2 separate regions of the Mus musculus genome follow, and region 2 is linked to region 1. The links are chromatin loops, found by intact Hi-C in ENCODE. Cell type or tissue: gastrocnemius. All regions are shown on one strand.

Region 1 (2,500 bases):
CCCCTATCTCTAACCTGGAAAAACAAAACAAACAAAACAAAACAACAAACCTCTAATTATTTAAGCACTTTTAAGGGTAAATGTAGTTTCCTCCAAGGGAGACTCATTGAGTAAATAAATTACAATTAAAAGTAGGCTGCATGCCCAGCAGTGGATGACCAAAAGAAAACAAACTCAAGGGTAATATTAGAAGTTCTTCCCGCATAATTGGCATCAAGGCTTCTTCTTTATTTCTTTAAACTTATTTTTAAAACTTTTATTATGCCCATATGGGAGGACATGGATGGGGGGATAAAGTTGGGAGGACAAATGAGTAGGAAAGTACTAGGATGAGAAGAGGGAGGGGAAATTATAAGTAGTATAAATAATGTAAAAAACATCTCTCCAGTACATAAAGTAAAAAAAGCTTTAATGTGCATGTGCAGATTTGTATGTCCATATTTTTTCTTTATTTTATTCAACTATGAAAAATCTGAATATTACTTTCTTCACAGCCTTCTTTATTTGTTTGTTTCTAAGGCTATAGATAATAGGGTTTAAGAATGGAGGAACAGTGGTATAAAATACAGAAAGAGTCATATCCTCAACTACTTCTGAGATTGCTGGAGGTCTTAGATATGCATAGGCACCAGAACAAAGAAACAAATATGCTACAATGATGTGAGGGACACAGGTAGAAAAGGCTTTCCCTCTCTCTCCTTTGACAGGAACTTTCAAGACAGTTGATAATATGTGAACATATGATATGGCAATGAAAGTAAAGCAGGTACCACTAAGGCCAATGGCAGTCAGAAGAAGTATGATTTTGTTGTTAAAGGTGTCAGAGCAAGTAAGCCTCAGCAAAGCAGGCAGCTCACAGAAGAACTGAGGAACTACATTTGAGTGACAAAAGGACAGCTGGAAAGTTTTGAAAGTGTTCATACCTGAAAGGATAAGTGAGGTAAGTAGGGAAGCCAGTGTCATCTGAACACAGAATTGATGGTTCATAATCATAGGGTAGAGGAGAGGCTTGCATATGGCCACATAGCGGTCCTGAGCCATGATGGTGAGAAACTGAACCTCTACACATGCACAAAAGAAGAACAAAAAGATCTGTGCTGCACACCCAGTCACAGAAATGTTCCTGTGGTCAGTGAGAGAGTTTATACAGGCATTGGGCACAGTAATAGAAACATAGCACATGTCTAAGATGGACAGATTCCTGAGGAAGAAGTACATGGGTGTGTTCAGGGTCTGGTCAACTGTAGTAACAATGATGATGGTAAGATTCCCGAACAGGCTGCCCAGGTACACCAGCAGGAACAGCACACTGAGTAGGACCCTGAGCTCCCAAGTCTCAGCAAAAACCTCCAGGAGGAACTCAGTCACCATGGTAGAATTCATCATAGTCTCAAAGTACAGGTTTATCTGGAAGAGAAAAGCAGTAATTGACAATAACTAAAATTAATTGATAAATCACTAGCATTTCTTTTAAAAGTTTATTTTTGTTCTGTATACCAGACTTTATGTGTAAAAAATCAAGTATTTTATTTTTATTTGCCTATGTTTTAGTATGCTTAGTTGTTAATACATATATGTGGCTGTCTGTCAAATGGTCTGATGTTAAACACTTACAGTTAATTTCTTTAACAATGGTTGCTACATGAATACTCTCATCTTAATAAATATTAGGTTGTTTAATATAAAGTTATATAATCTAAGTTCCTCTTCTAGATAACCTATCTACACCAGTTAGGAATGCCCAGAGACATTTAACATGTGGATTATTTGTAAAACTGTTTATGTATTTATTATCATATATGCATTTACATATGAAATGCATTTATATTCTTTGATTATTTCATACACACACACATACATATAGGGAGGGATGTTAGAAATCAGTGAATGTGAGAGACAATGGCATAAAAAGACAGACTAGGAAAGAGAAATAAAGATGATCAAATTAGAAGTGTGTGCGGAAGACTTTCAGAATAGGCCATTTGCCTGGAGTTAACTTCACATGCTTGACACAGAATTTTCTCTTTTTGGAGAAACCTTGGGATTTCTAGAAATTAACTCACATTATAGATGATGATTTCAATCTCTTAAAACTGATTATTTGGATTTATGAATAGCATATTCATACACATCCACAGTAACACCTGAAATATTGCTCTGCTAGCTGAATCCTAGAACAAAGATGTACATAAAGCTAACCATGATACCATGCATGATAGCTTTTGTGTTTTTAACAGTTCTACTCAAGTGTAACTGATGTCAAACTGCAGTATGGAATCCCACACCATGGTTTCCTAGTTGTGATTAACTGTCAAGTTCCCAGAAAATGCATGGTATAAAAACACTGAGTTCTAAAATTTATGATCAAGTATAGGAGTGTTAATGTGAAGAGTTCAAACTGCTTGAAATTAAAGGTAAATTTCATTAGCTTAGTGAAATAAGCTAACACTTTTTATCAATTCCTCATGAGAACCATTAATGATTCTACACGTTATAACAC
Region 2 (2,500 bases), 54 kb after region 1:
TTGTGAAGAAAAGGGTTTATTTCAGTTCACAACTCTCAGATCTCACTTTATCGCTGATAGGAGCCAGAACAGGAACTTAGAGCAGGAACCTGGATATAGAGATTGAAACAGAGATCACTGTGTGTGTTGCCTATTTGTTTGTATTTTATGGCTTGCTTAAAACACTTTCTTACATTGTCCAAGTCCACTGTTCAGGAATGGCACTAAGATATTGTTTTCTAGATAAGTTAACAAAAACAAAGCAGTACAATATCCTTTTGTAAGGATAAGCCTTAGCTGCTGGGGACCCTCTGAGTGAACCATGCTGAGCCAGGGATGGATACAAAAGCAAGAGGAATTTATTGTTTCAGTGCCCTGGTGTCCTCCTTCACCCAAAGGAGAGGAAGCCATACCAGGCAGGCAGTTCAGCCAGATTTTATACAGTTTTCAGGGGTAAAATAGAGCAACAGCCACTAGGCACAACGTGATAGGCAGATCAGTGTGACTTTTAAACTGATTGGTCCTTAGGGAATGAAGTAAATGTGACATTTACTTAGTAAAGTTTGAAAAAAAAAAAAAACAAAGAAATCTCACAGTGAGATGTACAAGGAGAATTCAGGAGAAATGACTAGTTATATTAGAGTTGATACTTTGAATCATTTCTATCTGAAAAGTAAAGAGAATATTTCATATATATAGAAGCAATTAGGAGTGAATCACTCTCCTCCCAGATCCTCCTCGAAATGCTACAGATCCAACTTCATGCATGCTCTCACTCTCAAAAAGTAAAAATAGAAACCAAAAAATAAAGAAAAAAAATTAACAATAAGACTGTTGAGATGTAGAAAACCTGTGTGGATTTAAGGATAAATAAATAAATAAATAACAAAAAGCAAACAACAACAACAACAAAACCTCAAGGAGGAAAAAAAAAAAAAAAAAAAAAAAAAACCAGAAAGGGGGAAGTAGATTTAAAGTCCCAACTCTAAGCAAGGATGTGATAGCAATTGAGATCTCCAGGGAAAGGCAAAATGAGTTTTCTTCAATAAAATATCCCTAGGTATGCCAATCATATTCACTCCTGGGCAGGCTCATGGCCCAGGTGTAGTTGGCACATACTCTATATTATTTTGTTTGTTTGTTTTTAATTAATTTTTTAATGTAAGGTGCTTATAAGAGACTGAAAAAAAAAAACCCAAAACATGACAGAGAAACAAACAAGAAAACTAGAGAAATCTAATACTAATAACCTAACAGCACACCTGAAAACTTTAGAATAAAAAGAAGCAATAACACACAAAATGAGTATATGGGCAAAAATAATCAAACCTGGGTTTAAAAATCAGGGATAAAAAGGTAAAAACAAAAGAAATAGTATTAAGAATCATAGAAAACAAAATTTTTTTATATATCTATAGAATGGCAAACCTTTATTTAAATAAAGAAAAGGCAGAGAGAAAATCCAAAATTTTCAAAAATCATATACATCTTCATGCTGTACATTCTCTTCATGCTATAGTATTCTCACAATAATACTGAGTTTCTGAAACTGTAAGCAATCACCAATTAAATGCTTTCTTCTTTTCAATAAGATTTCCTATGGTCATGGTGTTTCTTCCTAGCAAGAAAATACTCAATAAGAGAAATGTAGTTAAGACATTAATAAAACAAATTGAAGAAGATATCAGAAGATGGAAAGCTCTTCCATGCTCATGGATTGATAGGATCAATATAGTAAAAATGAACATCCTACCAAAAGCAATCTACAAACTCAATACAATTCCCATCAAAATGGACACAAGTATTCGCAGAGTTTGAAAGAAAAATTTTCAGCTTAATATGGAAACACACACAAAACAACACAAAATCATACAAGATAACTAAAATATCCATGAATAATAAAAGATGTGCTAAAAGTATTACCATCGATGACCTCAAAATGTATATAGAAATATAGAAAAATAAAAGCACGCTACTGGCATTAAACAAACACATTAATCAATAAAATCAGATTGACAATCCAGGCATAAATCCATACACCCACTAACACCTGGTTTTTGATGAAGCCAGAAATATGCAGGGGAGAGAAGACATCGTCTACAAATGGTGCTAGTTCTGTATCTGGATAGCTACATGTAGAAGAGAAATATAAATAAATCCACATCTCCTTGAAGAAGACAAAACTACTAATGTGTGAAAGACCTAAACATAAACGTGGATATATTGGAACCTGATAGAGAGAAAGAGGAATAACCTTGAATTCACTGGCAAAGTGACCAAGCCAGCTCAGTCAGTCAACAGGGCCTCAAGGGAGGGGGGAGGTTTAAAGAAAGAAACAGCAACTAGACAACATTTTAACATGACTCCAGCCAGTGCTGAAGAGTTGTTGTTGTTGTTGTTGTTTTGTTTTGTTTTGTTTTTTTGTTTCGTTTCTTGTTTTTTGTTTTTCCCTAGTCTAGGCGCTTGCAAAGAATAAGGTCAGTTCTTAGATCAAAGACAATGTAATCAAACAAGGCAATAA

Evidence for each region. Peaks named below come from ENCODE experiments on the same cell type or tissue, not always from the same donor. Only the 100,000 strongest peaks of a DNase experiment are listed, where the experiment ranks them.
Region 2: a loop joins it to region 1, with 6 times the contacts of the local background. A loop is called at or near these places in 14 of 42 quality-filtered maps.

Annotation. Positions count from the first base shown.
Region 1 is chr7:86,525,645-86,528,144 of GRCm38, reverse strand. Olfr297 (olfactory receptor 297) reads right to left here and starts at 1,386. Exons shown (of 1, transcript NM_146618.2): 1 at 454-1,386. The coding sequence starts at 1,386. The coding sequence ends at 454. In gastrocnemius, no CTCF peak of the experiment used is centred here; no DNase peak of the experiment used is centred here.
Region 2 is chr7:86,471,904-86,474,403 of GRCm38, reverse strand. No RefSeq gene overlaps it. Among named protein-coding and RNA genes, the nearest start is that of Olfr299, 7.7 kb to the right of the region's middle. In gastrocnemius, no CTCF peak of the experiment used is centred here; no DNase peak of the experiment used is centred here.